Regions from separate parts of the Homo sapiens genome. Here region 2 is linked to region 1. A link is an interaction called in ENCODE POLR2A ChIA-PET data of the cell type or tissue named here. Cell type or tissue: PC-9. All regions are shown on one strand. Each heading gives the region's core, and the rest is flanking DNA. Links, peaks and the distances in the headings are about the cores only.

The links. ChIA-PET counts read pairs that join two places held together with the same protein. Peaks named below come from ENCODE experiments on the same cell type or tissue, not always from the same donor. Only the 100,000 strongest peaks of a DNase experiment are listed, where the experiment ranks them.
Region 2: POLR2A ChIA-PET joins it to region 1 with 28 read pairs; 2 of 35 experiments call an interaction of 5 or more read pairs at or near these places.

The regions. Positions count from the first base shown.
Region 1 is chrX:47,627,504-47,630,020 of GRCh38, forward strand. CFP (complement factor properdin) reads right to left here and starts at 2,427. Exons shown (of 9, transcript NM_001145252.3): 1 at 2,266-2,427; 2 at 2,021-2,171; 3 at 599-774; 4 at 1-138. The coding sequence starts at 2,341. In PC-9, for the core only: a CTCF peak has its summit at 1,742 (motif pointing left); no DNase peak of the experiment used is centred there.
Region 2 is chrX:47,243,459-47,251,195 of GRCh38, forward strand. It overlaps USP11 (ubiquitin specific peptidase 11), which reads left to right. Exons shown (of 21, transcript NM_001371072.1): 13 at 1-144; 14 at 1,040-1,092; 15 at 1,224-1,466; 16 at 1,558-1,628; 17 at 1,912-2,024; 18 at 3,614-3,763; 19 at 3,846-3,961; 20 at 4,153-4,241; 21 at 4,335-4,870. The coding sequence ends at 4,472. Among named protein-coding and RNA genes, the nearest start is that of USP11, 14 kb to the left of the region's middle. In PC-9, for the core only: no CTCF peak of the experiment used is centred there; no DNase peak of the experiment used is centred there.

The sequences.
Region 1 (2,517 bases), core at 18-2,517:
ATTCCTGTGCCTGTCCTGGGCAGTGGCCCCCACACTTGGGAGCAGGGTGATTACAGGCTCGCCTGCGGGTCCGGGTCCCTTTGGAGCAGGTGACAGAGCAAGGCTCCCAGGGCCCCCAGCCAGACCAGCCGCCCATCTCTGTGGGAGAGAAGAGAGGGTAATGGGATGGAGGTGGGGTGTCATTCAGGGCTCTTTGCTTCCTTGAGTGCCCCACATGAGCTAATCCTGTCCTTATATCCTCTGCCACCATTCTGGGCCCACCATCCCCGCTCACCGGGCCTGCCGCAGCAACCTTCACATGGGTGCCTCCGCTTCCCCTCTCACCCTCACCGTGCACAGTCTGTTCTCCTCCCAACCCCAGTCAGATCACGTTCCTCCTCTGCCCACAGTCCAAATTACTCAGATGAAAAGCCAACGTCCTCTCTGTGGCCCCCAGGCAATGGACCCTCCTCACCTCTCTGACCTCACCTCCCACCACTCTCCTCCTTAGGTCCTTACAAACACTGGGGACGGGCCCACTCTGAGGACCTCTGTACCGATCGTTCCCACCAGTGCTGGGTGACAGGGAGTGCTTGCCCGCCTTGCTCATCCTCCTCACCAGGACAGCACTGCTGGTCCTCACAGGCCTGGAGCTGCCACTCCAGGGTCCCAGGTGCCACCTTTCCAGAGCACTGCCCATTCCAGCCCACACAGCGCCGGTACCGCAGCTGGGAGCCCTCAGAGCACGTCACCGAACAGGGGGCCCATGTGGACCACAGGGACCATCGTGGGGACCTGTGGAGAAGAGCACACACATCCCATCCTGGCATGAGCTAACAAGAATGGCATGTGGGACTCCAGAGTGTGGGCAGACACGAAGGGTTGCTAGGCAAGTGCGTGTGCGATGGATTGATAAGTCCTTACCTTTTAGGGATATTGGGATACTGATGGGAAGCAGTGGATATACAATAAGTGCTTGATAATGTCATTTACCTTCACAATCAGGCATCTGGAGTTACCATTGGAAGGCTGCATGGCCAACACCAGGTCCGCAGTAAGCAAAGGTAAGGACTAGAAACCAAGGGCTGCTGTCAGAAACCCACCAGATCACCACACTACACGGTAGTAGGTAAATAGAAAGTGCTTAATAAACCTGAGCCATCATCCCTATGACCTCAGAGGCCTCCTCAGAAATAACCCCAGATCTATCCCCAACCCACTGCATAGCCCTAGGTATGCTGTTCATGCCAAATAGATGTGATGAACTGTTGACATGACTTGGGGCCCAGAGCTGCCCTCAAAAATCCCCAAGCTCCCCATGCCCACGGTGTATCTGGGATATATAGTAAACAAGTAGAAAACAGGTCTGGCATACGGTAAGGGCTCAATCCATGCAAGCTGGAAATCATGATCAGGAGACTAGAGCTACCCTCAGAAATCCTCAAGCTCATCTCCCAACCCTGCCATGCAGCTGGTATACAGGGAGTGCTCAATGAATGTGAAGTGTCATCATAATTAGGGGCCTAGAGCTGCCCTTTGAATTCCCCAAACTTTCCCGCCCCCACAGTGTGTCCATATACAGTAAGCACTCAATAAACATGAGCTGTCATCAAAATTAGGGAAATACCAAGCTGCACCCCACCTGCAATGCTTCCAGTGTGCAGGAGGTGCTCAATATGTGTGAGCTATGTCAGTGGTTCTCAATCAGGGGTGATTTTGACCCCCAGGGGACATTTGGCAATGTCTGCTGACATGTTTGGTTGTCACAGCTGGTGGGGAGAATTGCTACTGGCATCTAGTGGAAGGCTAGGGGTGTTACAAAACATCCCACAATACACAGGTAAGCAATCCCCTCCCCCAGCCAAGAATTTCCAGCCCCAAATGTCAATAGTAACAAGGTTGAGAAACCCTGAGGTATGGTCACGATCAGGGCCTCAGGGCCACCCTTGGAAGTCCCAGAGAAAGAAAGTGCCCAGTTTTGGGTGACCCCCACAGACAGTCCTTCCCTCCCCCCCATCCCCCACCCCAGGCTCCCCCTAACCTGCAAGGCTGACAGAGCCCACCACTACGTTTCTGGTAGGCAAAGGCAGTGTTGAGACAGCAGTCTTCCACGCTGACACCACCCCCCAGGAGGCCCTTGCACTTGCCGGAGGATTCTTCATACTGGGTGAAGCAGAGCACGGGGTCTGAGCCTGTAACAGGGCCAGGGGATGGGTGGGTGGGGCTCGGTCAGGGATGTGGTGGGCCTGGACACCCCTGGGGCCAGCTGGGCCCTCACCCCCTCACCTGTGGCTGGCAGGGTGAGCAGCAGGAGCAGCGGCGGCAGCAACAATCGAGGGGCCTGCGCTCCCTCTGTGATCATGTTGAGTACTGCCCCCTGCACCTCTACCAGAGAGGAGGTCCCGCTTTATCTGGGTTGATAGGCTCCTGGAATCAGCAGGGAAAGAGGAACCTAGAGGCAGGAGGAACTGGGAGGGCATCCTGCTTTGACCCCACCCTGTCCCCTCTGCCTCCTTCTCTACTCTCCCCTCCCCATTT
Region 2 (7,737 bases), core at 156-2,655, 380 kb before region 1:
CTACCTGCGGGAGCGCACCCCTGCCCGTGACTACAACAACTCCTACTACGGCCTGATGCTTTTTGGACACCCCCTCCTGGTATCAGTGCCCCGGGACCGCTTCACCTGGGAGGGCCTGTATAACGTCCTGATGTACCGGCTCTCGTAAGTGTCCTCTTCCCCGGGGGTGGGGGGCGGAGGGGTCTGAACTCCGACTTGGGTGTTTAGCTGCTTATTTGACACCTCCCCTGTAACAAACAAAAGACAGTCCAAACTTAACATGGCCATAGAAGAACTTGTAGGGTTTTTTCTTTCTCTAGACCTCTGGCTTTGCTACTGCCTGTCTTGGGTGCTAGGGATACAGAGGTGAACAAGATGCACAAAACAGACAACTTCATCTTGTCTTCAGTTGTCTCTCCTGGAGACTGTTGTCCCTCCTGGGAGAGTCTTGGTTTTTTTGTCTTTTTGCTGACAAATTTTCATTTTGCCTAAAATCTAGAGTCTTTACTGTGGCACACAAAGCATTGTGTTATCAGAATTCTCCCCCCTCATTTTGCATTCAAAAGTCATTCCCCAGAGGCTTTCCCTGATGGGAAGTTACAGCCGGTATGTGTCTTGTCTAGCAGTGGCTTATTAGAGTAAAAGTCCACGCTCCATACCTTTTTTTTTTTTTTTTTTTGAGATGGAGTCTTGCTCTGTTGCCCAGGCTGGAGTGTAGTGACATGATCTTGGCTCACTGCAACCTCCATCTCCCGGATTCAAGCGATTCTCCTGCCTCAGCCTCCCAAATAGCTGCAATTACAGCCGCGCGCCACCACGCCCAGCTAATCACACTCCACACCTCTGACTGGGACACAAGTTCCTTCATTCTCAGGCCACTGCTGACAGCCTTGGCCTCTTCATGCATTTACGCGTCACCCCTTCAGCCCTCTCACACCTCAGATTCAGAACGGTTTACATGTGGATCTACCAATGGCTTCCCATTATCTTAAGTAAAATCCCGGGCTCTATCCCCACTGTCCTTGTACCCGTCTTGGGAGTCTCCTCTGCTCTGTTGCAGACGCTACGTGACCAAACCCAACTCAGATGATGAGGACGATGGGGATGAGAAAGGTGAGGGGGCTAACAGTCAGTGGGCGGGGGCTCTGGGTTAGGTCTGACCCACGTAGGGTTCGTCTAGGTGTGCATTGCAGCTTAGCACTTGAGGCTCACACCTTCCCATCTCTGACATCCTCCTGTCCTAGAAGATGACGAGGAGGATAAAGATGACGTCCCTGGGCCCTCAACTGGGGGCAGCCTCCGAGACCCTGAGCCAGAGCAGGCTGGGCCCAGCTCTGGAGTCACGAACAGGTGCCCGTTCCTCCTGGACAATTGCCTTGGCACATCTCAGTGGCCCCCAAGGCGACGACGCAAGCAGCTGTTCACCCTGCAGACGGTGAACTCCAATGGGACCAGCGACCGCACAACCTCCCCTGAAGAAGTCCATGGTATTTCCTTTGGCTATCAGCGAGGGCTGGGGAGGCTGGAGGGGAGATTTCCTGGCAGCAGGATCCATGACCACCTCTCCCTCACCCCCAGCCCAGCCGTACATTGCTATCGACTGGGAGCCAGAGATGAAGAAGCGTTACTATGACGAGGTAGAGGCTGAGGTAAATGAGATCCCAGGGATGGGGGGTACTTCCAGCTCTTGCCCCTCAACTCTTCGTACATCCTCCCCACAACTCCTCTAGCTGGGAACAGAGCCAAGAGATCCAGGTCAAGCTTGGCCTTGGGGCCTGAACACCTACTGAGAGCTCCAGGGCCTGAGGTTCCTAGCTTCAAAGTCGGTGCTCTGACCCACTCAGTGTGTGTCTCCCCCGCTGGGCCCCCACTCCCCATTTCTCCATCTGTCCTCACAGCCGGCCATCTGGTTGTCTGTTCACCCAATCCTAGGGCTACGTGAAGCATGACTGCGTCGGGTACGTGATGAAGAAGGCTCCCGTGCGGCTGCAGGAGTGCATTGAGCTCTTCACCACTGTGGAGACCCTGGAGAAGGAAAACCCCTGGTGAGGGGCCAGAGCGGGGCCTGTGTGTGGGGGTTTCATTGGATGGAACTACTATATTTAGCTTTTTTTTTTTTTTTTTGAGACAGAGTCTGGCTCTGTCAACCCAGGCTGAAGTGCAGTGGTACAATCTCGGCTCAGTGCAACCTCTGCCTCCCAGGATCAAGCTGTTCTCCTGCCTAAGTCTCCTGAGTAGCTGGGATTATAGGCACCCACTACCATGCCTGGCTAATTTTTATATTTTTAGTAGAAACAGGTTTTGCCACGTTGGCCAGGCTGGTCTCGAACTCCTGACTAAAGATGATCCACCCGCCTTGGCCTTCCAAAGTGCTGGGATTACAGGCGTGAGCCACCACACCTGGCCTATATTTAGCTCTTTAAGTATACCTTCCTCCTCCCTCCTCCACACTCAAACCCTTCTTGCCAACCTGGCCACCAATCTCCTGAGCAGACTCCTACCCCAGAGCCTTGGCCTGTGCTGTTCCTTCTCCAGGAATGTTGTTCCCAGTGATCTACAGGACTTCACTCCTTACGATGCTCAGGTCTCCGATCAAATGTGACCTCATCAGAGAGACCTCCTCTGACTACCCTGTTAAAAATCACCCTTCCCCACCATCCCTCTCCATCCCCTCTCTGCTCTTTTCTTCCTAGCCAAGCATTACTTTCTAGCTCAGCGATGCCACTTGATGTGATGTCCTGTATCCACTTTTGTGTTATTTGTCATCTTCGTTAGAGTCAACTCCTCGAGGGTGAAGACTTAAGTTCACTGTGTGTTGCTTCTACCTGTTTATAATAGTGTTGAGTGTTCGGTTGATGCTCAGTAGACACTTGCAGAATAAACAAAAAGAGAACCAAAACCACACTCCCTAGTCTCAGAAATAAGAGCAGCATGTCCGTGGAGCAGAAATGGAACAGAAATACAAAATAGTTCCAAAGGGTTAAACAAGCAATCAATAAATACTGGGGAGTGAATGAATGACTAAAATACGAAGAGAGGAAACTAGAAGGATAGAGGTGGGCTCTAAAATAAGACTAGCATCTCATGGAACAGAAATCAAACAAAAATACAAAAAATAGTATGAGCACATATACAAAAGATAGTAAGCACTTGACGAGTGAGTGAAAGGATTTTAACAGGAACAGAGCAAACTAGAATACTAGATGGGCTAATAGTAAGAGCAGTGTTTCTGTGAGCCAGACATGGCACGTGAGAGGCAGTACAAAGGGCGCACAGTAGGTGCTCAGAAAAAGTCTGTTTTGGCTGGGCATTGTGGCTCATGCCTGTCATCCGAGTACCTTGGGAGGCCGACACGGGTGGATCACCTGAGGTCAGGAATTCAAGGCCAGCCTGGCCAACATGGTGAAACCCTGTCTCTATTAAAAATACACAAATTAGCAGGGCATGGTGGTGCATGCCTGTAATTCCAGCTACTCGGGAGGCTGAGGCAGGAGAATCGCTTGAACCCAGGAGGTGGAGGCTGCAGTGATCCGAGATCGCGCCACTGTACTCCAGCCTGGGCAACAGAGCGATTCTCTGTCTCAAAAAAAAAAAAAAGAAAAAGTCCGTTTGCTGACTCGGGCTCTGTCTGTAGGTACTGCCCTTCCTGCAAGCAGCACCAGCTGGCAACCAAGAAGCTGGACCTGTGGATGCTGCCGGAGATTCTCATCATCCACCTGAAACGCTTTTCCTACACCAAGTTCTCCCGAGAGAAGCTGGACACCCTCGTGGAGTTTCCTATCCGGTCAGGGGCCAGGGAGAGGATGGCTGGGGGAAGGCAGGGAAAGGAGGGGGTGTACCAGTATTAACCCTCTCCCCACCCACAGGGACCTGGACTTCTCTGAGTTTGTCATCCAGCCACAGAATGAGTCGAATCCGGAGCTGTACAAATATGACCTCATCGCGGTTTCCAACCATTATGGGGGCATGCGTGATGGACACTGTATGTGCCAGGCTGTGGGTGGGGCCTGCCCTGGGGGTTCTGGGCAGGGGGGCGATCAGGACCTTCCCAGTGAGTGACTAGGGATGTGAGCCAGTGGTGAGGTTATCGTGGTGGGAGGAGTGACAAGAGTGAATCTGGACACTTCTGAGAGGCAGGAAGGGTAGGCGAGGATAACTCTCCTTCCCTTTCAGACACAACATTTGCCTGCAACAAGGACAGCGGCCAGTGGCACTACTTTGATGACAACAGCGTCTCCCCTGTCAATGAGAATCAGATCGAGGTGTGACTTCCATCCTACCTCCTCCCCTTCTTCCTTTCTGATTCCACCTCCCCACCCCCACAATCCACACTGACTCCTGTCCTCTCCCCACAGTCCAAGGCAGCCTATGTCCTCTTCTACCAACGCCAGGACGTGGCGCGACGCCTGCTGTCCCCGGCCGGCTCATCTGGCGCCCCAGCCTCCCCTGCCTGCAGCTCCCCACCCAGCTCTGAGTTCATGGATGTTAATTGAGAGCCCTGGGTCCTGCCACAGAAAAAAAAAAAAAAAAGCCCTCTCTGCAATCTCGCTTCTCGTGTCCGCCCCGCTTCTCTTATTCGTGTTAGGTGCCCCCGCCAGGCATTGCAGGCTTAGTCGTGGCTACTGTTCTCCTGTGCCGCTGCATCGCTCTCTCCCGGGAAAGAACAGGTCGTGTCTCCTCCTAGCAGTGCGCGCCCCGCCTGTGTTTGCCCTTCCAGCAGTGACCCTCCCTTCTAGTCTTTATTTATGGTCGTGCCCTTCCCTCTCCTCAGCCCAGAGTGTTCTGCGTGGGTGGTGATGGGGGTTCACCTGAACACAGAGTGTATTTTCTTATTGAGGCCCTGTACCTTCTGCTGTGTGTGTGTATATATAAAGCACCAGTCTGCTCCCCACTCAGCAGTGTGGTTTTTTCCTCCATGGACTTAACTAAGCACCAGTTTTGTGCCTGTGTTCTGTGTTCTTATCAAAGGCCAGATGTGTGATGGGTGCAGCTCTGAGTGGTTAGTGAGCACCAGCTGTGGGCTGGGTACTGCTGTTCTAAGTGCTTTGAAAGCACCCTCTGTGTGCCAGGCACGATTCCAAGCACCAATGGCATGCCCAGTTTTTTCCAAAATATTTTCCAAATATTGATACGTAATCCTCACAACAATCTCATGCAAGAGTTGTCATCTCCAGTTTCGGATGGGGATACTGAGGTACAGAGGTCACAGAATTGCTCAGGGCTTGTCAGGAGGTCAGTATACCTCATGTGCTACCCGAGTCGGTCCCTGGAGTGGGTGCTTGGCTTGTCTGGACCCAGGACTGCTACTCAATCTGCAGACATGAGCTGCCCTACAGGCAATGTGGAAATGGAGCACGTGGGACGGATGCATCCATGTGGGCAAATTTGTGGTTTGGGGACATAAAAATACTCCTCTCAGGCCAGGTGCCACCTGTTATCTCAACACTTTGGGAGGCCAAGGCAGGAGGATCACTTGGGCCCTGGATGTTGAGGTTGCAGTGATCTATGATCGTGCCACTGCACTCCAGTCTGGGCCACAGAGCAAGACCCCATCTCAAAAAAAGGATGCTATTCCCCAGACCACCTCACAGACCCCCAGTAGTGTCCTCTGAGAAGATTTTGTCCCCCTGAGACCTCCTTTGGAGATGGTACATGCATTTGGCAGACCAGCCAACCTGCCAGGACAAATGTGCTGTCTGTGTGTGGCCCCTGTAGTCAGCCCCCTCTCCCATCATGACCCCAGCTCCCACACCAGGCAGGTTCCCTCCAACCTCACCCCAGACGACACTGAACACCTGCCGCAGGAATTTGGACATAAATAAGCCATCCAACCCTTCACACTGATGGGTGAGGGGAATCCTGATCGGTGGCAGCTGAGAGGCCATTCTCATGGCCAGGGCCTCAACACTCCCCCCAGCCTTCTGCCTTTGCACTGGGTCTGGGCAGACCCACTGTGAGGGTCACTCAGCCCCAGCATCGCCACCCGCAAACCTCCCAGTCACTCTGCTGACACAGGCAGAAGTCAAGGCAGTTGCTGTGAGGAGCCCAGCTCAAACTGACTTAGCAAAAGTAAGAACAGAAATACTAGTTTCAGGTATGACTGGATCCAGGAACTCAGAAGCTGTCATCGAAGGCTCGTGAAGACCATATGACTGAAGCACTACAATCACCCCATTTTGCAGATAAGGAAGCAGGCATAAAGAGCTGGGTGAGAATGGGCTGTAAGGGCCAGGCGCAGTGGCTCATGACTGTAATCCCAGCACTTTGGGAGGCCGAGGTGGGTGGATCACCTGAGGTCAGGAGTTCGAGACCAGCCTGGCCAGCATGGCGAAACCCCATCTCTACTAAAAATACAAAAATTACCCAGGCATGGTGGCACATGCCTGTAATCCCAGCCACTTGGGAGGCTGAGGCAGGAGAATTGCTTGAACCCAGGAGGCGGAGGTTGCAGTGAGCTGAGATTGCGCCACTGCACTCCAGCCTGGGCAACAGAGCAAGACTCCATCTCAAAGAAAAAAAGGATATCATACTAAAGAACAGAAAAATAGTAAGTTTCAAACAAACGGGGAGAATAGAATGAAGAATAATAATCCAGAAGAAGGCAAGAATAAAGAAATAGAGAACAGGTGGACAAATAGCACGTACACAACAATTTGCAGATAAGATCTCTGCTCCCTCCAGTTCAAGGGAGGGAACTGGGAATGAGGCAGCTGCTTTGAGACTGATCAAGACTGCCATCGTGCCAGGCAGACAGTGGGGGAAGGGCAAGTAAAAATGCCACAATACTCCCATTTTGAAGATGGCTTTTTCTTGGTTGGACAGTTGCTGTAAACTTTTTTTTTTTTTTTTTTTTTTTGAGATGGGGCTCGCTCTGTTGCCTAGGCTGCAGTGCAGTGGCGCGATCTCCGCTCACTGCAAGCTCCGCCTCCCGGGTTCAGGCCTTTCTCATGGCTCAGCCTCCCGAGTAGCTGGGACTACAGGCGCCTGCAACCACGCCTGGATAATTTTTTGTATTTTCAGTAGAGACGGGGTTTCACCATGTTAGCCAGGATGGTCTCGATCTCCTGACCTCGTGATCCGCCCACCTGGGCCTCCCAAAGTGCTGGGATTACAGGCGTGAGCCACCGCGCTCGGCCTGCTGTAAACTTTTGACCATTGTATTTGTCTGTTCTCGCACTGCTGTAAAGAAATACCTGAGACTGGGTAATTTATAAAGAAATACCCGAGACTGGGTAATTTATAAAAAAGGCTCATGGTTCTGCAGGCTGTACAGGAAGTATGGCTGAGAGGTCTTAGGAAACTTACAATCACAGTGGAAGGTGAAGGGGAAGCAGGCACGTCTTACCTGCCCTGAAGCAGGAGGAAGAGAGTGAAGTGGGGAGGTGCCACACACTTTTAAACAACCAGATGTCATGAGAACTCACTATGGTGAGAAGAGCAAGGGAGAAATCTGCCCCCATGATCCAGTCACCTACCAGGCCACTTCTCCAACAATGGGGATTGCAATTTATATGAGAGTTGAGCGGGGACACAAGTCCAAACCATATCAACTATTTTCCAGCACTCTGACACAGTTAGCTCTAACAATTCTGTTTGCTTTTTGATGTTTCTGTTAAGGAGCCAGAGCCTGGAGCTTCCTAGTCTTCCATTTTGGTGACATCACTCTTTTTTTTGAGATGGAGTCTCACTCTATTGCCCAGGCTGGGGTGCAATGGTGCCATCTTGGCTCACTGCAAGCTCTGCCTCCTGGGTTCATGC